Regions from separate parts of the Mus musculus genome. Here regions 1 and 3 are each linked to region 2. The links are chromatin loops, found by intact Hi-C in ENCODE. Cell type or tissue: left cerebral cortex. All regions are shown on one strand.

Region 1 (8,000 bases), 310 kb before region 2:
TTCTACTAGTTCCCTGTAAACTATTTTTGAAAAATTGGTTGGGGCCAATATAAAATGTTGCCTCTTATTATCCAAGGCTCAGAACCATAGCTGTAGGACAAGGTATGCTTTTCTTTCAGCAACTGTCAAGGGCTGGGTTTTATAACTATTTAGCCTTCGTTATCTAAGCAGCGTCTCTCTACAGGGAGAGCTGAGGCTGCCAAGCAGCCTGGACTCCACTCTGCTTCGATTCATCTGCTGTTGCGTGGAAGCCTCTCCATCAGCCTGCTCTTCCATCTCTAGGACTGTGGAGAAAGGAACACAATGTTGCTGCTGCCTGTGGTCACGCTCCAGCTTAGCAACTCTGTAAGACACGCTCACCTCTATGTGAAGCCTGCTTGTCTGTGCCTTAGTCACCAAACTGCTGCCTACTTTCAGACAGAAACCCTGCTCCCACCCAGAGTTCCAGTCCTCAGAAGGCTTTGATTTTTAATAGGTTTCTCTTTTTTAGTTTAGTTTTTGAAATTAAAATATAATTACATCATTCTCCCTTCCCTTTCCTCCTGGCAATCCTCCCACATATGCCCCTTCCCTAACTCTCAAACTTATAGCCTCTTTTTCTCTGATTATTCTCTTTTTCTCTCTTTCCCTCTCCCTCCTCACCTCTCACTGTATACATGTGTGTGTGTCTATGTCTCTATCTTTCTCTCTGTCTCTCTGTCTCTCTCTCTCTCACACACACCCTTAATGCATATTTATACCTGCTCTGTCCACATAATGTCCATGTATGGTTTTAATGCTGTATCCATGGTCCACAAAGGATGAAGGAGGGAAGAGGCAGGACTGTGGCATCCCAGGGAAATGCAAACCACACAAACAGCTGCCTGATGCTGTGCTTCATCCATTTAAGATTATGAGATGCCACAGGCGGAGTTTTGGGAAACGGTGTCCTGTTAGGGACACCGTTCTCCCTCTGAACAAAGTTCTTTTCCTTTCACGATTCCATTCTAAAACCCTCAGCCTTCCTGACCACTCTGCTGCATACCAAAGGCCTGGCGTTTCGGAGCTGAAGAAGAGTAAATGATGCCCTGTGTGGGATACCCACGAGAGCATGTGGCGCTCAGAGAAAGGAAACTACTTTTCCTTATGGAACTACCAGGCATCTGGATTGGGAAGAGAGAGAAAAAAAATCCAGTCATTCTGATGGTTTGTCTACATAGTACCAAACATCTGGAAGCTGGGTGACAGACTAAATCTTTCACTTCATATTCTGATGATTTTTTTTTTTTTTTGCGTTATGCTGAAACAACTTAAAATCATCTGTACCCTAAATGATTTAAGCCCCAAGCTCATACTTGGTGATTAATTGAAGTTTTGACGTGATCGAAGAGACAGATGAAGCAGACGCTTTAGGCTGCTTCTCCATGCAGTGTGCTAGGTTTTTAAAAAGACACACCCATTGCAACTCTCCTGTAGGAACTAGAACAGTGGAGAGGATTCCCAGAAATACTAAGGCTCTGTGCCTAAAGATACTGTGTACACTTTTGTTTCACAGGGTTTTCAAACTCAGGTCAACCCTTGAAGAACTAGAAGCAACATTCCAAACAAGTCGCTTCCTCCAAGCAAGTTTAAAATACACATATTTCTCTCACGCCAATGCGGGCTGCATGCTCAGCCGCTCAGCAGAGTTCTAATGGGGTCTATCAGGAGCCTTGTAAGGAGACATTTTGGAGAAACAATTTTATTTTATTTTATTTTATTTTATTTTATTTTATTTTAAGGGAAGGGGGAAGGGAAGGGGGAAGGGAAGAGACCAAGAGGGAACAATAAGAGGGAAGCAAGAAGCAAGAGAACAAGATCGAGAAACAATTTTATTGATGCAAAAATTTAAAAAGTAAAGATTCTATCCACTAGAGCCACCTTGAACTCTTGTCACACAAACACAGCGGAGACTCTGTTTGAACAGTTTGCAGCATGACCACTTGGAAAAGACAAACTACTTTGTGTTGAGAGTTGTGTTTCTTGTTTGTTTCCACATTAAATGCAGTTGTGGGATCAAACACTTGTTGTGTGTTCAGAACACGTTTTCATGTATCAGAAGACATGACTCTCAGTCACCCTGGCTTCTCGGCTACCAAGGGGCTTCACAGGCATGGCTTATACCACGAAAATTCCAATATATATCTTTGATTATTTCCACAGAGGTACATAGCGTGTGTACATTACACATACCAGTATTATTGAGCTGAACTGGCCCAGTGCCGCATTTTTGCTGATTCAGCCCATGGTTCCTCTTTCCCTGATTACTAAAATAACTTTTCTCCATAAGCAAGGAAAATACAGAGGGCTCTTATTTTCACCCTTAATTATACCAAGTCCAAAGGCAAAAATCAGACCAAATTTTTTGAGCCTTATAAAATAAAATAAAAAATGTTCAGTCTTCCCCGCCACCCCAGGAGCGTCGAAATTTGGAAGTGAGCTTGCTTTTCGCTGATGAACTTTTAATTAGCTTTTCTGGGAGGGTCTGCTCTCCAGTGCAGGTTGCTTCTGCATTTTTATGCTGTATGTACTGTTATAGACTTGTAGCAATACATATGTCTTAGTTTCACACAGAGAAAGGTACACTACCCAGTGCTAGACTGCACGGATCACCTTCTCTGACTCAGCGAGGGGATCTCAGAGATCTGGTCTGTATTATTTATGAACACAAGGGCAATGGTCAGTGCCCATACACACAGAATGTTCTCGAAGCTAAATTCTCTGTTCTCGGACACATTCAGCAATCTGCTGCCGTGGGAATCACTGGGGGCCTAGGTTAGCAGGAAGGTTGGGGAAATTTCCACAGCACAACCTTTAGGACTAGCTCACTAATCAACACAAATCTCAAGTAGTCGTGGACTAGGCCCACAATTGGCATTCCTGAAACCAAGGACCACCAGCTGAGCTCTAAATAAATACAGATGTGACAGACAGAGGAGACCCCAAGGAGGGCGGCCTCTCCACTCACAGGTCCTTCCCTGTACAGGCGAGTGTGCCCACCGGCGGTAACATAGCAGAGGATGGGGTGGACACCGAGTTGAGAGGCCCTAGGTCTGAAAACAGTTCGGGATGATTCTGGCCGCCCACCACACTGTGGGCCTCGCTGCTTGTTCCTCAAAGAGGCTGTGGTTGACCTAGCCCAGCCGCGCCTGGGTAGACTGTCAGGCCTGGTTTGAGGAATCACAAACCTAGTCTGCTCGCACAGGGTCTGCAGGAGGCTTGGCTCGCCCAGCGCAGGGTCAGGGCGACCAGTCTCCGAGCCACTCCAACGTGGAGCCTGACAGCGAGACTGCAGAACGGATGACGGTGTCCTGAATTTTGTGAGCCCCAGGCTACCAAGAGGTGGAGCCCGGGGCAGGCGGCTGGGCGCAAAGAAACTGCCCAGCGGCCAGAAACCGTGGGAACACCACTACCTCGGGTCCTCAGCCGGAGGGCTTGCAGAAAAACTGGGAGAAGGGAACCGAGCGCGCTTCCCCTGTTAGGTCTGCCCTGAGAGCGACAACCAGTGACCTCAACCATCCGTACCTTCCACCCCAAGCCTGGACCGCACTACTCACCACCTCTTGGTCACCTACCCTTCTCTCTCTCCCTCCCTTTACCCACCCCCGCCGGTGCCACTCGGGTCACCCCGGGGGGTGGCCGAGATCCCAGCTGTACAAACACTGGGAACAGCCCTCGTCCGCCACAGAACCTTGTACCACCCCCGCCCCAGGGCCCGGGGTCCCTTCTCTGCCTCTGGGAAAGCGCTGAGCAGCGGGGCCCGACCCTAGAGTCGGTGACTGCCTCCAGCACGAGTTTCACCGCCTTCGTCCGCCGGCGCCCGGTGCATCTCTGTCGCCCTCAGCCTCCAGGCCAGAGTTCCCCCAACCCCCGCCGAGCCCGAGCGTCCCCTCACCCCCTTCCCTCCCAGCCCGCGAGGTGCTGGGAGCGGGGATCGGACCGGAGGCACCCACTGCGGCAGATCCCCGGCCTCCGATCTCTCCTGCAGCCGACCCAGAGCCACGTGCGCCAGGCGGACTCCACACCCTACGGGTGCCGTGCCCCGCTGCCCCGGGAGCCGGCCGAGCCTCTCCCCCGCACCTGCACCCACCTCGCCTGCTCGCCTTTCCTTCTGCGCGGAAATACCACTGGCTTCAGACAATTTCAGACAGGCTCCCAGCAGTAGAGGAGGATAGGACATTCCGATCGCTGGAGATCAAACTGGCCCAGGCGACCCGCATTAGAGCAGAGACCCCTTTGCCTGGCCTGGAGAGGGTACAGCCCAAAGAACGAGGCTAACACCAAGTGATGAACTAACTGCTTCATAGTGTAGCGAAGGGCTATCCAAACCATTCCTTTCTGCAGACCTGGCAGGACCCGGAAGCTGGTCGTAAGCAAGAGCAAGAACGTGAATTTATTGGCGTAAGTCTCATTTTAAAAGGTCAACACAAGTAAGAGGCACATGACAGTTAAACGCTGGTGATGAGAGCGCTGGACACGGCTGGGCACTGCGCAGACTGTTTCGGGACCTTTCTTTTTTTGTTTGTTTGTTTGTTCAAAGTGCAAAATTAAGCTAAAAGATTTCCTTACAGCAAACTGTGTGTACGGTGACTTTCCCTCTAAGGGAACTCTTGCTGATGCCGCAAACAGCATCGTAAACAACACTCTAAGGTTTGTGCTTGTGCAACAAAACCGGCAAAACAGAACCAAGGTAAAGGAAGGCTAAGTCCCACTGAGTGAATACTTCATTCAATCGCGTGGGGGGGGGGGGGGAGGTATTGATTTGCATAGTAAATCTGAATCACAAAAGGGCAAGCACAGCTTCCCTTTCAGGGCACTATCTTAGCTTTCCTGGAAGCCCAAAGAAAACAAACAGCGTTGTCAGGGTTTTGTTCCTTAAGGGAATAAATTGTCCTTTTGAGCCGCCGTGGAGTGCTCCGGAGTGAGATGTGCTGTATATATTAGGATATTTTGGAAGCTGGTGCAGGTGTGGGCTGATTCAAATTACTGGGGTTTGTGTTCTTCTAAAGGGTCAAATGAAGGATCTGGTTTTAGGGGAGGTGGACAGGAATACGGTTTCCTGAGTGAAAACGCCTGTGAGCCCAGCCTCGCATTGGAGGACTAAATGCAATCCTGACCAGGCATCCCCCGATGGCCCAGGAAAAGGATGTGTCTATCAGCATACATGTCATCAGTCCTAATTATTTAATATTTGCACTCAATCAAATGCCTTCGCTATTTTGAGAATTTTCACAAATAAGCAATTAGCAAAACAATCTGTAAAGTCTACAATCTGTTGATTTAACGGTGAATTAGTAAGGATTATTCTCCTTACTTAACTTGTAGGAACATTTTAATAGCTAGGAAGTTCGTGGCTGTTGAAAATAGAGCACACAAATTTTGGTGTTAAATATTCCAAAGTTGCAGAATTCTGACAGTCACATAAGTACTTCTTACAAAGTCATTTTGGAACAAAATCTAGGAAATAAAATTAGAATATATTGGTCTTAATCTCGGAAGATATTGGTGAGTTGTCTATATGGTTTCTTAAATGATTTTCTACCCAAAAATTCAGAGACCTTTTAAAACTCTATTAAAAGATATAAATTAGGTTATGTCAATACAGGCATTTAGTTCTATGCAATTCTTACTCCTTCTAAGCCAACACACTAAGCTAACAGTCATATTAGTTTTTATTCCCTAAATATCAGTATCTGAAACTCCCTAAATGTAAATGACCCTGTAGAATTGACTTATAGTCTGTAAATGCTACTAGGAAACTTTACGTACAATTATGCAGGTCACTGGTAGTTTTAAATCACTAAAAAGTAGATACATAAATTTTCTGGCTTGAAGGAGTAAATCTAGATCTATGACTTTCTAATAGAAGATAAATTATAGCTTATTGAGATTTGTTTTATTCTAAGGAAAATAATAATTTTCTTTGCTGTCAGAGATACCCATGGGGGCAACTTTTTATTATATTTTTGAGGGCTGTTAAATTTGAAGATTAAACAAATAACTCCAAACCATTTATCAGAAAAGCCTTCAGACCATTAATGATATTTTGCTTCTGAGGAGGGTATATGAGAGCAGAAAGATAGTCACATTAATATTGCACTTTCATAACCAAAAATCTATACACAGAACCGGAAATAGGTGCCAATAAAAATTAAATACCAGGGTCCAGGTAGAGGACACTCTAAATTCCGCTTGGCAGGGCAAGAGTGTGCTGCCAATAGTCCTTAAGTTCTGTTCTTTATGATAACAAAGTGGTTCAGAGACCCCGCTCACCAACCTTGCACAATCACAGCTGTGTGTATGGGTTGTGTGTTGGTCACCCCCACCTCTAATCTCAGTTTAGCCTTCCAAGGCAAGGAAATAAAGGGGAATGCTCGGACTACTCTGCCACACATACGGACATAGAGTTTATTAATAGGAGAATTTAGCTTAGCCCTCTCACTATTCATCTGAAATTAATTAACTGTGTAGAATTACAAGGTGGGTGTATTCCAGACAGCAGGCCCCGCTCGGACTAATCAAAAGGGCACATGTTGAATGAACACGATTTAGTTAAGGTTAATCCAGTGAAGATGATACGTCCCTGGTCTTAATTACTCCAGGTGATAGATTGTGGGATGGGAAAATAGGAAGGAAGGGAAATTTGGCCCTGCCAAGACCAGGGTTTTCTAATTTAATTTAGCTCTCTGTTTTCACAGTTTCCGTTCCGAGAGCAGGACCACACTCTCTGGGCTCTCGTTGAAGGTGGCTAAAAGAAAGAAAATGAGCATTGTACATTTTAATTAAATAAAAACAAATATGATGTTTCAAAGATGTTTGTGAGTTTTGTACTTATTGTTACACAGTTGTCAATTGGGGAATTTTAGCACAACTCAGTGTATTCTTGCAGATTTCTCCTGGAGGTTATTTTTTTTTAAACCCTTGGTGCCCAGACTTGTTTCATGAAGAACAGAGAAGTACCTACAGAGCTGCAAGGGTGAACTGAATGCAGGAGTTGTTTAGAATAATACAGCGTAAATATTACTCAGCACGCAACAGCCATCCTGTGTGCGCCACAGAAAGAGAGAATGAAATTGAGGAAAGCAAGAACACACACCCAGTGGCTCCAGCTCTGAAGCTAAAGAAAAAAGTCTACAGCACTTCTAGGCAGAATAGTGTTGCCCTGGGATGGACAGTCAGCTTTCAGCAGCAAGTTTCTGGCCACCTGTCATGTTTGTTTCTTACACAAATTTAGGGATTTGTGTGTTTTCCTGGATTTATCTTTTACTTCAACAAAGCATTTGCACCCCACCCCACCCCCCCCCAAAAATTTTTTAAATGCTGAAAAGTGCAAGGCTGGAGTGCGGACAACGTCTGTTTTAGATGACAGAGGGCTAGAGAAGAGGTCTGAGAAGACACTTAAAAAGAAAATGTAGAAGTCATCTTCGCAACGTTATTTGTAGGGTTGAAGGAGTCCACTTGGCCGCTCTAACTTTGCAGTCTACGGATCCTTCCAGCAGCCTCGCATCCATCTGCTCCAAGTGTCTGGGTCCATCTCATCTCCTTGGTGTGTTTCAAAGCTGAAACGTGAGTAAAGTGCTTCAGACCCTTCACGCCTTGTCCCTGGTTAGGTGACACTGTCACCTCGGTTTGTTTTCTTGACGCAGATGCACAAAAAAAAAAAAAAAAAAAAAAAAAAATCGTCAGATGATTTTCTGATTTTCAGGTTTGTGATCCATTTTCTGCTCAGGAGCGGTATCTGTTTCTGATTTATTAGCATTTGAGCCTCTCGTTTCCTGCCATTGATCAAGCCTAATACTTAGTTGAGCTGATGAGTTTTATATGAAATCTGATATTTCAGGAAGACAGAAGGTTGAACCCATTTTTAATATCTTTCTGCTCTTCGTCTTTTTCAGAATTTTACACACACATGTGATATCAACAGAGCCTGCAGCAACATCTTTTTTTTTCTGCATCTTCATGGTAGAAAACATTTTGGAAGT
Region 2 (8,000 bases):
CACCCCAAAATTCCACCATACTGTCTTTTTTTGTTTTTGTTTTTTAAGTTCTCAGTACTTAGGGATCTCCAAGTTAGGGAGATGCGGGGAGCTCTTTAATAGCTCTTACAATTTACCACAAGAACCCACCAGAGGCGAACCTGCACGGGAGATGGGGTGGGATAGGAGGGGGGTGTATATTTGGTTTGCTTTTCTCAGAACAAACTGAGAGAAAAGCAGCCCAGATCTTCTAGAAGGCCTTTTGGGGAGGAGAGTGCCCCTGGAGCAGGAATGCATTTGGCAGCTCCTAGCTTGAAGACTCAGACACAGAGAGGACTCAGTCTGCAGAGAAGCCAGCTCCATACTCTCTCTGGAAAGGGCAGTCATGGGGTTTCTGCACAAATGTTTCCTATCAGCGTCCAGAAAGGTCCACTGGCACCTCGGGAGATAAAACATTGCCTCCCCTCTACCTGGTCGGAACTGGGCCCGTCTTCTACTATGAATATGGAAAAGAACTCAGAGGTAGGGACAAGGCGCTGGAAAAGGAAGCCGGTCCTCTGGCTCCAAGAACCGCCTCTTTGCTTTCTGGAGACAGCTTTGCACTCTCTTCCACCTGGTTCCCCGCAGGGAGTCTTGGCCCTCCTTTGGGGGTCTGTTGACTAATGAAACAGTGGAAGAAAGCATAGGTCAGCCATCAAGCAAATAATAAACATATTTGTGTTGCACGTCTGTTAAGCCTGTTTAATGGGTCGTCCCCACATGTAAATGGGCTTCCCTACCCCAGCCCCCATCGCTCCACCTGTATCAACAACAATGCCTCCGCACAATTATCTTACCTTAATGAACTTAGTCTTTAATTTCCCAGCTTGGCCCTGGTCCTCAGCCTCCTAACAAAGGAAGTGGAACTGTTTGAGTCCCTGTGAGCCGGCTTCTTCCAACAGCTAGGGAAACTTTAGCCACGACAAGGATTTTTGCCCCTTGTGGAACTGTCAAAAGCAATAAATATTTTTCTTTTTATTCCATCATTAGACCCTCCTAAGAATGCCTCCCCATTGTCCACTGTAATTCCCAGAGCTCTCTGGGCAGGGGCGTTATTGTGGAAAATGAATCCTGAAGTGTTAACAATCCTGCCAAAGCCGCTACACTTTTTATTTTCTTTCTGAGGGCGTAACGGTTAGGAATGTGTCGCCTCACCATAGCCTGCTCAGCGAAAAGAGCACTTGTGTTTTTTAACACTGGTCTTTGAGAAGGATGCTCAAGTTAAAGCATTGTGGCCACTGTAAATAGATGCACTCAGCAGAATAGAGCTTCTCCATTCTTAATTAGGGAAGTAACTCTAGAAAGACAGGACGTCACTTGCTAGGCTGTGCGTATTGTTGAGTTTGTGCTGGCCTCCACAATGTGAGGTAATTGGAGTTGTACCTTTTAGAAAGCTGCTAATTTCACATAGGAAGTGCTAACAAGACCTTTCTGGGCTATGTTTTCCTTCTTCCTTTTTAAGGAAGTTACAGACCTTCAGTAGTGGGAATGGCTGAGCCCTGGCCCGGCGCAGAAACAGCAGTAATGAACCACTTCAGCCCACAGTTAGAAAAAGAAGGCCTCATTTTGGAGTCCTGAGAATAGTAGGCACAACAAAAGGTTCTGTTTAAGCTTGTTATCCAGGACATTCTTACAGGCTACACAGCTCTCCCTGCAATGACCCTCTTCAAACAAGTGTATCAGGTTTGAGCAAATAGAAACACCCAACTTTCAAGGCTTGGAGTTATAGTTTTCTTTACAAAGCCATTTATATAATGTAAGCTGCAATTAGCATGGGACAGAGCGAGGAGATTTAGGCTGGGAAGTTCTTTTAACAAAAGATAGAAATTAGTGGAATAAGGAACAGTTAAATATCAGCTTCAGATAACTAGTTGAAAAGACCTTTTAAATCATTTACTAATAAAAAAAATAAAATAAAATACTTTTGCTTCAGACCTTGTTCAGCCCGAAGTATGGTCTTTTAAATCACTGCACTGATTAATCTTACTAATTTTAAATTATCCAGCAAGAATGGATCAGAGGGGTGAAAAAGCCCCCCACACCCCCCAATGAAAAGCACCACAGCTTTTAAGCCTGATAATTTCATCAAAATGTCCATAGGACTTACATAAAAAATTCAAACCATAATGAAATAAATTGCTACCTACATTATGAAAAGTCTGCAGAAGCTTTTTATAGACTTGAAATGCAGAAGTTATATAAACTGCGCAGTAAAAAGAATTAGAAATTGACCTTTACAGATCAAGGGCTAAAATTAACAGTCTTCAGGGGGAAAAAAAAATTCCCAGTTCACAATGGCTTTTAATGCCACTTTTCCTCCCCACACTCATTTATCTAATAACTGTGGCAAGGTTAGGATAAACAATGAGCTGTGTGTTTTCACATTATCCACCTTTTGTGTCGTCCATATGAATTTCTAAAACACTTAAGAGAATAGATACAGAAACCTGTGACCTTCAAATGAGCTTTTTGATACTCTCAACATTTTGAATAAAAAGATCAGAAAATGGAACCACTTTTACACAGTAATGAATTCTGATCTGTTGGGTAAACAAGGCTAAAATTTAAAACAGAGACCTGACATTTGTATAGCTCAAGAAGCCATTCTGTTCTTTTGGGGGTGGACAGAGGAGGGAGGCGACATTGTCAGGACTTTACTATCGTAGGCTAAATAATGACCAAATCTACAATTCACATTTAAAAAAAAGGGGGGGGGCAAGCGAGAAAGAGAGGGAAACCCACTTGGCCTCGTTCAACAGAGAGCCACCGTTTCCAAGACAGGGACAACAAAAATGCCCAATTTTTATGACAATTTTCCCCCACCTCTCGAACAATTGATCCACCTCACCAAAAAAAAAAAAAAAAAAAAAAAGGTTGGGGGAAGGCTGATGGAGGAGGTCCAGGCCGCCATTATGGAGCTGCCGCTTATTGACGGGAGCTCCAAGGGCCTCCAAAAGTTACTCCAATTTCCGTCGAGCTTTTGTGCATCCCTTGTCCTGTCTGAAAGGCTCAGTTAGGTATTGTTGCAAAAAAAGTCTGCATCCACATTTGTTCCCCTCTAATTCATACTCGGCATTGTGAAGTTTTGCTATTCAGGGTCTGATTGGACAACAGCCCTGACAATGGCCAAGCGATTAGTCGCTCAGCGTGGGCTGGGGTTGTGGGTATAAACCTAGGGATGGGGCTGGAATTCACTGGGGCCTTCGGCTTCCTCTGGGGCCTTCCTGAGAGGCCCGGCCTGCTTTGCTGCAGGTAATGCATTCCTTCAGAGCCGGGAAACCGAATCCTTGTAATTAGCGTGTCCAGGACAGGGCAAGTCGCCCCCGCCCTTGCACGTCGGCCCTTGGGGGGGCCCCCCGAAGCTTTCTAAGGAGCTCAGCCCCTGAAACACGCCAGCCTCGTCGAATTGAAAACTTTCTCGGTTGGCTCGGTGGGCCTGGAAATCAGGACACAGGGGAGGGGAGTCGAGAGAGCCGCGATCGGCGCACTTAACCCTTAGCACGCCGGGTGCCCGGCCGGCGGCCCCCCCTCAAACAATCCTTCCCCAACCTTGGACCGCGCGCCCCTGCGGGCGTCTTCACAGAGGGACGCCGGCGTCCGGGGCTCCGCCACCGCGCCTGATCGCCGCGTTAAGTGTACAGATGTCAGTCTGGTGTTTTACATGTCAGTAACTTGAATTCATTTACATTTATTTTCCTATTGTTTTATATCATTTTATGACAATGTGCTGCATAATATCGTTTAAATCTTTAATGTACAACTAATTCTCTGCCATTAATTTGTCAACATGATGACTGGATATGGCACCCGGAAAAGCAGGCTGCCTTGAAATATGGATAAGACATTTCTGGGGTTTTGTTGTTATTTTTTCATGAAGGTTTACGCATGAAACGACAAGAATTTAGCTTGCCCACGATCTTCTCAAAACTAATTTCAGTACGAGCTCCACTTACATTTTTAGGAATTCCAGCTATCGGTTGGGAAAGAGAGCCACAGAGAGCCTCCTCCTAGAATTAATTAGGCAGAGCTGTGGGCTCACTGGAGCAGCCGGAAATGAGCCAGGGCCCAACCCTAGCAGGACAAGGATACCCTAAGATGGTCTGGGACAGCGGGTACAGTCTGGCCAAGGCCCGGCCTGGTACCTGACAGCTGGTCCAGGACAGGAGAGAAAGAAAGCAGGCACCGGGCCAGGGATGAGACCCAGGACGCCTGCGGGCATCAACAGGGCTGGGGATGGGGGGAAAGGGTGAAGCAAAGGGTGTTGCACGTAGACCAAGCGTCTCTAGACAACCCTGGTTTGGGGGTACACCGCTCCCAGAAGTAATATCATCCGTTTGGCACAGGCTGTTCGAGTCAAACCTGGGAACGCTGGCCCTTCCTTCCACGCCCAGCAAAGACTGGTGCCCGGCAGCCACCAGCCAAACATTAACACCCAAACGCCTGCACCATGGCAATTAAAAAAGAAGGAGCGCCCCAAACCTTATTAAACATTCAAATAGAAAATTAAGATATTCTGGGCAAAAGAAGTGTTTAGACAAAGGCTGTCTGCTTCAATTTCCCCGTTAAGCAGGGAGCAGGCTGCTCGGGGAGAGAGAGAGAGAGAGAGAGAGAGTGACGGTGGGTTCCATAAATTAGCTGAAAATCCCTCTTCTCCGGAGCCCAAGTTATCTCCCCGTTGCCTGCAGCTCTGATTTAGAAGGGGAGCCGGCTTGTTTACCGCTTTAATTAACTCTCCTTTTCAAGCGGGGAGGAGGGAAAGGAAGGGGAGAGAAGGGAAGGGAAGGGAAGGGATCCAGCGATAAACAGGTGTAGCTGGCCGGTGGCTTGCTCGCTGGGGCGGTGGCAGCCTCATCAGGCTTGACTGGGCTTGACCCCGCCGGCGAAAAAGGTAGATGGCCCGGTTGGAAGCTCAGTAGGCGAGCATTATTTTAACGACGAGCCTGTGATTGGAAAGGCTTAAAGGGACAATCAGCGCCTGAGTTGCTTTTTTTTTTTTTCCCTTCTTCTTCCCCCTCCAGAATACATCTGATTCTTCCTTGTTGCTGAAGAAACAGACCTTGGAGATAGAAAGGTCGAAAGCCTTTTTCCTCTTCTTCCTCAGCCTTCACCTCTCAATGTAAGGGGGGGGCATCACATCAGGAAAAAACAGGGGACCGGCCTTCCTTCGGGCGTTCAGCATGGGAAAATCTCCCGGCATTCTCTTTTTATTTACTTACTTGGGCTTTTAATTCCGAGAGCCTAATAATATCTGGGATTGGACTGTCCACAGCCTACGTGTTTCTGTGACCTTAAAGATAACAGGGAAGCTTAGGTGAAAAATGGAATTCAAGCGCCAGCTAATTTTAAAAACATAACTAAAAACTCATTGGGAGGGGGAGGCAGTTTTTGTAAGCACAGGCTGAACGGGTTTTGTAAAATTAATAACTAGCCTTGGTATTTGCTAAATGATGGACCTGTGAGGACGGGATGCCTAGTCATTAAAAACAGCAGTGCCCCAAGGTGAGAGCACGTGGTTCATGAAGTCACCTGTCCACTCTGCCCCAGGTCTCTGTGCCCTCCACTACCTCCAGGAGTCTACGAGAAGTCAGGAGCCAGCTTGGGAGGCCACACTGGCATTGTAAAGAAAGGGGAATATATATATATATATATATATATATATATATATATATATATATATATATATATATATATATATAAAGACCTATTTAATTCCGGGTTCTATTAACTCTGCCCACTTCCTGAAAAGTAGCTAAGGCCATCTACCTTTGTGTGGACTTCAGTGATTTATCCAGACTGCAATGGGTCGGGGTAGGCACAGAACTGAGGTATTTCTGAGCCTTGGTGGAGCAATAGCCATCCAGATTGCTGCAGCCCTGTAGAGAAGAGGTTTCATTCTGGATGGAGACTGTCTGAAGAAGGGCCTTGGCGACAGGACAGGCGCCTTTGGCCACTGGAAAAATTCCAGAGTGAGTTCCACAAACCTTCCTGCTCAGATGTATGGCAACAACCCCGCCCCCGCCTATCAGTACAAAGTACAGAGATTGCTGGAAAGGACTGGCTCGCTCCTGTAATCTCATCCTTGGAGAGCTGGAGCAGGAGAGTGGTAAGTTCAAGAACAACAGCCTGTGGGCACTCTAGACCAGTCTTGGCTTCACGAGGAAGCTGACAAAACTCTAGACCAGTCTTGGCTTCACGAGGAAGCTGACAAAACTCTAGACCAGTCTTCACGCGGAAGCTGACAAAACGGGTTTTCCTCTTTACTCTCAGGCTTTCCAGATTATAAATCAGGATCTTTCATCTGGGTCCCATGATGTGTGCCCTTGAGTGAGTTACCAAAACCCCCTCATCTCCTCTGGATGCAACTGATACCTCCCCTGCTTGGTGCAAAGAGTAAGATGAGGCCAAAGGATTCAAAGGCATTGATCACTATCCAGAGCTCTTCAAACATACCGCATTATTAGCAATCTGTCAGGGTTATGAGGTCCTGCTATAATAAAGCAAATGCTGCATTTATAAAATAAAAGAAATAATAATAATAATAATAATAAAGACTGTGCATGTATATAGATTTTGAAAGGAGTTGGGAAACTCTTATGATTAAGTCATGAGCCTCTAACTCTCAGTTTCTAAACATGAAAATCCTGGCTATATTAACAGTGGTGCTGGGATGTGTGGACCTAGCTAGTGATTTTTACCATAGCAGGATGATAAGATGTAATAATAGAAATGATAAGAGCAATGATACACCAGATTGGCACTAGGCACTTGAAACACACTTCAGCTCTCACTAGAATAAGCACTGGTGTTACTGGGCCCCCTGGACATTTGGTTGCATTCCTTACAGGCAGCAACACTTGCATTTAAACTTGGGTGAGCTGGCACTGGACTCCTGAGTGTGTCATTTCCGAAGTCCACGCCCCTTGTCACACTACATTTTAAAGCGGATGAGGTGAAGCTCAGAGCACGCACATCACCGTGTGTTTATCCCAAGGCAAAGGGAAACTAGAGCTTGGATCACCTTCTACTCAAAAATGGTCCAATGGATACATAATTGTTACTCATTCAACAGGCCTCCAGTCTCCTCTGCACACAGACAACCTGGGCTTTGGTGATTTGTGCCACACCAGACAAGGCCCTGTAGCCTCTCTAGCTGGAGGACCAATGGGTAAAGGAACAAAACCCAACAGTGAATACTGGGGAGACAGGCATGGAAATCCATGACTGGCTTGTGGGTCAAAAGGAGGTAGGTGTTGAAAAGGAACAAAAGAAGAAGGAAAATGGGGACAGGATAGAAAATGGAGGCCCTTAGGTGTTCACCCCAGAACGAGATCTTCACTGTGGTAGAGAGTTCCTCTATGGTTCTAGCCTCCTGGAGAAGAAGAGAAGGTACCATATGATAAAATGCTGAGGAGAAACCCAAGACGCCTGATGAATAAGAGGCCATCCAAAAAGGAGACACATCTGGACAGATAAACGCCTGACCAAGGGAGAACGTTCACAACCCCTGGTAAGGGAGAACGACCAAGGGCACAGAAGACACTGACAGTTTGCTGAATGTCAGGGTGCAGAACTCCAGGCTCAGGAGCGTTTCCTACCCATAGGGATAACACCCCCACCACCACCCCCAAAAAAGATAATGACAGACCTATAGGGTTCTCAGGCTTTGAGTTTTTGTCATCCCTCGTAAAGGCCACAGAAACCATGTTCTCGTGCCTAGTGTAACTAAGTCCCTCACCTGGTTGGCTTGTCCCTCAAAGAGACAGGCAGAACTGCATCTGCCTGAACTGCTGGGTACCCGGTTCCTGGATTTGATTTGGTCTCTAGTGATTAGTTGGAGCTCTTGCGTATTTGGTCACAGCAGGCAAAGTAATGCATAGCTTACCTGTGGTTTCTGACTCTTTAGGGAATTTTCAGCTAAAGGATATTGAGATTTAGGGCAAAACCCTTCCATCTAAGAAACCAGTCATAGAGGGAAGTCCTGG
Region 3 (8,000 bases), 130 kb before region 2:
TAGGACCTGAACACCTCCCACCACCGGGCCCAGGAGGGTGGGCACAAACCCAGTCTAGCTGGCTACACGGTGATCTAGCCCCTGGAGAAAGAAGCCAGCTACTTGGAGTATGCAAGCTAAAAATGGTTGTGTGAGTGGGAAAGTAGGGAAGTGGATTTTACAGCCACTAGGTCTAGCTCACCCGTGGGTACCACGAACTTTCCCCCACAGGGCCAGCTGTAAATCAATTAACCAGCCCAGCTCCTTAAAGGTGCATCTGGACTAGTGTTAGAACGTCAGAAGGGCTGGTACACAGGGGAGGGTCAGCTTTCCACTCCCCCCTCAAATTCCTTTGCTCTGGTCTCCCCAGGAGGCCTGGCACTTCTCCCCAGGTGGCCTCACACTTTCTGGAAGGTCAACCTTCCAGGCAACTAGAACTCTAGGCCTGTATTTGAGAAAGGATGGGCAGGTTCAGTTCACACCCCTCGGAGAATGACTTCCAGTTTCACACAATCCCATCCCTGGTCTCTCTTCCATTGCGTTTATAGCCATGGAGAGGTCTGAAGAAGTTAGCCCAGGAAAGACCACGCTCCTTAGGCAAGACTGGGACCCCAAAAAAACCTGGACGAGAGGGGGAAAATCCTAGGAAAAGGGAGTGGAGACAGCCACCCACTAGGACAAGCATCTACTCCTTCTCTCCTCTTCTTGGGCCAAGGAACACAGCTAACTAGTTAATATAAGAAACCATTAGAAACTGCACTTCACTCCTCAGGAAGAGTTGACATCTCTCACTGCCCTCTCGCCTCCATTGTTCTTTCTCCTGGACAGTTGGAACTCAAGGTCCCCTTTCACTCCCTTCTTGAGTACCCCTAGCACTTGCTGGGTTGGTGGAGCAGGGAACTCTCGGTTCTCCACTCAGGACTTTCTGGAAGCCCATCTTCGTATGCTCACCAGCCCACCCTCCTACGCTGGTCAGAGTGAGATTGCTAACCTCAAGACCCCATTCAATGCCAGCTTTCAACTACTGCTGAAGACCAATGTAGGTCCTGGAATAGAAGAACTGCAGAGTGTAAGTCTATTTGACCGGCCCCTCCTCCCTTCCCTCCTTCCATTCGGCTCCACTCCCGAGCCCAGCCCCCTTTCCATTCAATGACCCCCTAAACTAAACCCAAGCATAAACTCCAGGATCATCTCTGAGCCGGACCACAGTAGTGCCCAGGTCACGATCCGTTCTAAGGGCAAAAGCAGCGGCAGAAAAGTCAGGGGCGGGTGCTCTAGGAGAGAGGGAGACCTGAAACGGAGGGTAGGATTCAGTTCCGAGCCCACCGGCTGCTGAGGGGAGGAGGCGAAAGGAGGGGGTTGGGAGTCCACGGGCATTGGGTCGGGGCAGCAGGGACTTCAGGCGACGGCGTGGGGGGCTAGATCCGGAGGAGAGGGGAGGGGTGGCGGGGGTCGGAGGAGCACGCAGGGCGGAGGGGTGTGGGGCTCTTTAAGAGCCACACGGCTAGCAGGAGAGGCGTGCGGCCCTGTGCTGGTAGCGCACTGACCCCGAAGGGGATTTAGCGGGAAGGGAGCGACCGGGTTCTGGGGGCTTTGTCCGGGGGCGCCCAGAAAGGCCGAGGCACAAGAATAAGAAGCGGCTGCAGCGTGAAAGGCTGCGAGGAGCGGCGGCGCTGCTGCTCTTGACTTCTGAGCAGGGCTTAGAAGGCCTGCCCCGGCTTAAGTTGAACTGAGGGTGCTGAGTCCTGAGCGCCGAGTTCAGGAGCCCTGAGTCCTGGCCTCTAGGCTGAGGAGGCGTGGGATAGGGGCGGACGCTGGAGTAGTGGGTCTTCTTGCGACAACCCCCTCTTGGATCTTACAGCCTTGCTACCCTAGCGCAAGGTTGTTAGCCTAGCTTGCCGCGTCTGGCATAGCCAAAGAAATTTACTTTCCCAGCTTGGCTTTTGCTTTTGTGTGTCCACCTCGAGCAGATCCGGAGCTGGCCGACCCCAGACTGATTCTCAACAGGTGGCTGGGTAAGTCTGTTTAAAGAATTCCGTGTAAATCAACAGCTCCTCCCCGACCCCTTCCCTTTCCCCTCCCTCTTTCCCCCTAGGCGGGTCCGAGTTCTCTGGGCTCCTCCCGCCAACGGTGGCTCGGGTGTTGGGGGCGGGGTGGCAGGGTACTTGCACCCTACCATGGGGGCTTTCTGGCTTGGGGTTCCAGGTTAGTAGATCCCTTGTGACGCCTCACCCGGTACCCCGGAGTTCCAATCACCAATGATTACTCTCAGCTTCTGGCACTGAGCCTCTGCGTCCCAAGAGGGGGGAAGGAGACAGCGCGCAGCAGAACCTCAAGATTTGAACCTGCAGGAAAGGGGTCGAGGGACCCCTGGATCAGAGGTCTTGGTGTAGGGGTCACAGAGGAAAAAGAGCTCTCCATCCTCTTTGTGGGAGACGCGAGAGACTGCTTGGAGGGATGCGCGCCAGTGGCACAAAGCCGGGCAGAGGAGTGGGGAGTGGTTCTGCAACCGAGGGTAGTGGTGAGGTGGGGGAGGAGGTAGAGGAGGCCAAAAGAGGAGGGAGGGGAACCAAAGAAAGGCAAAGGCAAGAGATCCGGGGCGTCCGAGAGAAAAGTCCAAAAATGTCCCTAATGCGCGCATAGAGCAGACGCGCGCTCGGGGGCGCACAATCTCAATTCTCTCTCTCTCTCTCTCTCTCTCTCTCTCTCTCTCTCTCTCTCTCTCTCTCTCTCTCTCTCCCTCTCGTCCTACACAGGTAGTGCCCCCCACCCTGTGTTGGTCGTGCGGGACCCATCGCACACAGAGAAGCCACCTTACCCCTCACCTCACCCCGTCGGCCAAAGACTGACCACCCGCGCCCGAGTGTGGGGAGGGGTGGGAATTCCGGATCACACACACACACACACACACACACACACACCAGGGTAGGGGAACAGGGAAGATCTTACCTGCAGAAAGGTAAGAGAAGCCGGGAGCGTGTAGCAGCGGCGGATAAATATTCATTAGGAAGTGTAAGTCCTTTCAAAGGGCTCCGCGCGCGCGCTCTAGCTCCTGTCTCTCTTTCTCTCCCTCCCTCTGTCCTCCAGGAAGGCTTCCCCTCCTCTAGCTATCTCAACGCCCCCCCCCCCTTCCTGCGAAATACCGGGTGGATCCTAGGCTAGCTAACCTGTTGGGAAGCCTGAACTGCGGTAGCGCCTCTGCAGCTAGCAGTTTGCTTTCGCTCCTGGGGCGCGCGTCCCCCCCCATCCCCTCCCCTCCTTCCTTTCGCCCAGCCCCTCACCCCTCCTAAATCACTACATCATTAGCTTTATTGGGCGGGGGGGGGGCGGGTAACGGAGCAGCCAGACGCACCTCTCCATAGAAGGGTGAATAGTTGGTGCCCTGCGATGCAACCCCAACTCCATCTCCACCTCATTCTCACCCATCTGCACATCCTCATCCAATCTTGCTTCTTTTTCTTCGCTCTTTCCACCTCCACCTCCATCCTGTGTCAACCTAACTCCCTCAGCAGCCCTCCCACCCGCCGCCGCCAATCCGGATCACAGATTGGGTTGGGAGTGAGATTGCAAGGCTGTTAGGTCCGAAGGTCCTGTGTGTCGAGGTTAGAACTCCTCCCTGGCGTGAGTACGGGGTGGTTATCAAGATCTCCTTCTCCTTCCTGACCCTGCAAGGTTACCAAACAGCCTGGACTTTTGAATCAGATCTCTGGAGCAAGCATTAAGAACTCCAGCCACACAGATCTCAGGGCCTGGCCCTTTCACTCAGCCGCGGAGGCTGCTTGAGGGATGGGGAGAGGTGATTTCACTCAGCGCCAACGCGCAGGAAAAACTCATAGACGACAGTCGGACTAATACTCGTCCCTTAAGAATGCACTACCTGAAGTTAGTCGCAAGTCATCTTCAATCGAGGAAAGGAAAAAAAAAATCCTCACATCTAGAAGCTTCGCCGAAGCCACTTCCAACAGCACGCGAACATGTTCGCGCACACCCTTCTCTGTGCACGCCCCAAAGCCTGCTCTCTCGCGGGCAGGTGAAAATACAGGCTGCCCAGGCCAGAGGAGAGAAGGCGGCGGAGGAATACATCGCTTAGGGTTGTTGAGAAACTAGGAATAACTGTTTTCAATACTCTGCTCTGCTACCAGGACCTTAGGTCCCTCTTGGGACCCTGAAAAGTGGCTTTGCCCCACGATGGGGGGTGGGGGGGCAGTGACTCTAGCTCTGGCCCTCCTACTGGGAGCTTAAAGTTGGGGTGAAGGGTTTAAGGAGGAGCCGAGGGGGCGGGCCCTGTTAGTTTGCAGTTGTAAGTGCAGCTGTGCCTGGGACACCAAGAAGGAGAGTCTCGCCCCCTAATGCTCACGGTGCTTGCTTAGAGGACCCCCGAGGTTAACTACCGGAGCTTCTGCTCTCTCCTGAGCCCCAGGCCAACACAGGACGATGGTGGCCGGGATGCCAGCCGGGATGCCTAAACACAGTAAGACTTCAGTTGCCTCTCATTTGGCTGTTCAGAGCTAATGTCTACCAGAGGAGGTTTTAGAAGTGGGTCGCACCCGTCCTGAATCCATCCTGTGAGGTGGCAGAGGGTCAGAGGGTCACTCCTTCTTGTTAAAGGTTAGCATAATAAGTATTATTATTACTAGGGTAGAGGAAGATGTGGAGGAAAAAAAAAGCCTAGGGTGCCTAGGACACTAACCAACCTTACAGCTTACCCAAAGTCCAGAACCTCCCATTGTACACCTTCTCTCCCCAACACAGATCCCTAAGGTCTCCTCTTCATCTGGCATGTGTGTTCACAGAAGGTACAGTGTGCGAGAACACACTTAGGAAATTTTAGGAACGCTAACCACAGTACTGGAGGAATAAAGATGTGTCGAAGGAATGGATGGAATGCATGAACACATACACCTTGTTGTCCAGATGCAGACAAAAGCTACCATGTCCGCTTGGAGTGACGCCCAGACACGCACAGAGATGTACAGGAAGCCAAGGAGAGTGGGATCCACCAGAGTACAGTACAAGTACAGAGTACAGTGCAAGATGCCCAGTGGCCCTGGAGAAAAACCTTCGTTGACTCTTCTGTATGGAAAGTTTCTGAAGAAAGGGCCAAGGAATGATCTGCCCCAGAGGCTGCCTTTAGGCTCCCATACCTGCTCTGTTTGGAGACACCCAGAAGAGGCCAGTACAGCAAAGACTCTTTTTGGTTTGGTTATTTCTGTTGCTTGTTGTCTTTTTTTCATCCTTTGCCTGGGAAATTGTGCTCTGGAATAGGGCTTGAGTAGACAGCACAGGCCTCCAGTAGATAACAAGAGATTCTCAATCTCCAATGAGGACATTCCGTTCTAAGGAAGCTTCCAGATAGGGGAAAGCCCTGTTTTGTCCCCCTTTTCTCCTCTGAGATCTGAAAAAATAGAAAGAAAAAAAAAGAAAAACAAAACAAATATAAAAACTATAGCCCAATCCCATGTACATCAAATAAATCCACAAGGAATATGCTAGATCAAGCTAAATTATGTATTTAACTCATTTTCTTTTGTGAGATACTGAGAAGTCTTCAACTTCCTCTATTCCAGGCAGGGATCGAGGACCTGGCCTGGCAGAGGTTCCACCACCAGGGTTTCCCACAGTGGTTCTGGGACTAGGCGTAAGGTGTCCTGACTTGTTTTCTCTGTCACCTCTTCTGGGGAACTGGGGAACTGTCCCAGACAATGGCTGCCCCAGTTCCCTCTAGAAGAGACAGCCCCCACCCCCAGAACCCGTTGCCCTCCAACCTCACCTCATTTTCTCTTGAGCTCATTCTCCGAGCTCTTAAAGTAGTAGGTGTGAGTCTTGGACCATTTCTTTAAAAGAAACAACTAAGGAAAGGGAGGGAGGGGAGGAGGGAGGAGGGGAGCGGGAAGGAGAGCTACCTCCTAGACTAACGCGTCCAGGAACCACTCTCTAAGGAGCAAAAGAGAGCCTGTGTTGTAAAGTAGAAGTGATCCCCCGACATTGCTGCAGGGCGCCTTGCAACAGATGTAACTGTCCACTGAAGAGACAGAGGGTGGGCATGGGGAAGATTTTTTTTCCTCCCTTTTGTGAACAGCTCTTACACTTTTCCAAGACACATTGAGTTCCTGGACATTTTTGTGAATTTGTTCTTGATTGTGTTTTGAACAATAAACTGTGAAAATCAACTTCAAGCCCACACAATCAGAATCTTTCTTGGGAGGGCAGGTTCTTTCAGCGCTGTTTTTCTCCAGGTCGCTTTTATCTTACCCCCAATGGGAGTCACCTGCTGATGCTCCTCGGGAGGAGACTGTAACTGAAAGACGGAAGTGAATGCAGACACAGCATCCTCTGAGCCAAACCGTTGCTTTGGTTCCTTCTAGCTTAGGATGCCGAACACTGGCTGGCTTTGAACACCCTCTACTTCGCTAAGAAGTTTAGAGCCTTTCTCACAACAAACCACAGCGTTTTAGAACTGGAAATGTTTCTTCTGATTTTCCAGTCTTAGGACAATTTTCGAACTCTAACTTAAAAAAAAATTTGTTTATGGGGGTTTAGCTAGAACACTTGTAGCATTCGCTTCTCAAGGAAAGATCAACTGTTTTCTCATAACCCCAACTGCTCCACACACTTCATAGGATATAATGTATTTTCTTTACTTATCCTTGTGCCTTCTGCCCAGGACATAGAACTAGGGGCAAAACTTTGGAGGTCTATGACCTCTTGATAGCACCTGTAATTGTTAGGCTTTTGTTCTTGTGCCTTGTAAATCTCTCATGTACGTCTATGAAAATATGCATTGCATGGGTGTGATCCTATCAAGTTGTCCACACTTTCTCAACAACCACTGATGAGTGAAACCATTTCTATTGCCCAGGGCAAAGGGCTAATCGCCTTGTGGGTCTAGAGTTGTCATAGGATAATATCCGGTGTGTGTGTGATATGACAGTTATTACTTTCAAGAATAAATTAAAATAACCAGATACCCCTTTAATACTTTCCTCAACAGCGTCAATGCTCTAGAGATGGGACCTCGCCTTCCAAGGTGTCTTCACTATCACAGGGCCCGGGCTCTCTGCCTCAGCCCAACCCTGGGCTTGCGCTCAGAGAGGAGGTATTCCGACGGAAAAAAATCCCATACATTTTTAACTACAGTGATTACTAAATTAATAGCAGGCACCAAGACAGATGTCAAAACGTCTTGAAAATGTTTATCTGTGAATAATTGAGAAGGTAGTGGGACGCATTATCTGATTGTGTAATGAAATATGTATGAGGAACAGCTGTTTGCAGCAGCCCCTTCCCCTTGCCGCCTTAGCCAGGGCCCTTCTCTCGCAAGCTTTCTTCTACTTTCTTCCACCTTTTTCTTCCTTCTACTTTCTAGTTCGCTCTCTTCTTCCTTAACTGCTCGCACGGCTTTGGCTGCAGTGAACCCAGAGTCGCCTGGTTCTCTGATGAAGGTTAGCCACAAGGTTTCCTCTAAGCCTTGCTGGATTGGCGTTCCGTAGTGGGATGAGGCTTCGTTGTCTGCTGTTCTGGCCATCGCGCCTTCCGGCCAGGCTGCCCGCTGGGTCTCCATGGAGTCTGCGGGAGAGCAGACGATGGAGCGGCGGCGGCGACAACGGTGGCTCGGAGCACCTGGTGTGCGCTGGCGGAGCTGCGCGGCCCGCTCAGAGTAGAGGCCCGGGAGCCCCGCGACTCAGCGGGGTGGGTCTAGGGTCACTGCGGGGTGACCGGGTTGGGGATAGGCCTTTGTTTCCCTCTCTGGCCACATTGCACACTTCCTTCCAGCCCCCAGCCAACCTCCAAGTCCCTGCGCCGTGGCCTTGTTTGTTTTTCCAGCCCGGAGCTTTCCACCCAGACGCACAAATAGCCCTCGTGGCTGTGTCAGCCGCCCTAGGCCGTGGCCCAGCTCAGGCCACAATCTAGCCTCCGCCTCGCCGCCAGCTCAGGTTCTGCAGGAAGCAGAGGGGACAGGAGGGCTCCGGGGTCTTCCTGGAGCCAGAGGACACAAAGATCATCGGGCAGGGGAGGTGGCC

Evidence for each region. Peaks named below come from ENCODE experiments on the same cell type or tissue, not always from the same donor. Only the 100,000 strongest peaks of a DNase experiment are listed, where the experiment ranks them.
Region 1: a loop joins it to region 2, with 4 times the contacts of the local background. A loop is called at or near these places in 3 of 42 quality-filtered maps.
Region 3: it touches region 2 in a loop (4-fold over the local background); 13 of 42 quality-filtered maps call a loop at or near these places.

Annotation. Positions count from the first base shown.
Region 1 is chr17:85,796,209-85,804,208 of GRCm38, reverse strand. It overlaps Gm29418 (a long non-coding RNA gene), which reads left to right and starts at 4,475. Exons shown (of 3, transcript XR_877082.3): 1 at 4,475-4,708; 2 at 7,461-7,584; 3 at 7,914-8,000. Gm4718 (a long non-coding RNA gene) reads right to left here and starts at 4,485. Exons shown (of 3, transcript XR_003952252.1): 1 at 4,109-4,485. In left cerebral cortex, no CTCF peak of the experiment used is centred here; a DNase peak (open chromatin) is centred at 4,344; H3K4me3 peaks cover 612 bases.
Region 2 is chr17:85,482,235-85,490,234 of GRCm38, reverse strand. No RefSeq gene overlaps it. Among named protein-coding and RNA genes, the nearest start is that of Six3os1, 130 kb to the left of the region's middle. In left cerebral cortex, no CTCF peak of the experiment used is centred here; a DNase peak (open chromatin) is centred at 3,937.
Region 3 is chr17:85,608,642-85,616,641 of GRCm38, reverse strand. Six3os1 (SIX homeobox 3, opposite strand 1) reads left to right here. Exons shown (of 4, transcript NR_038085.1): 2 at 899-1,048; 3 at 1,950-1,994. It also overlaps a transcript of Six3 not described here. Among named protein-coding and RNA genes, the nearest start is that of Six3os1, 5.8 kb to the left of the region's middle. In left cerebral cortex, no CTCF peak of the experiment used is centred here; no DNase peak of the experiment used is centred here.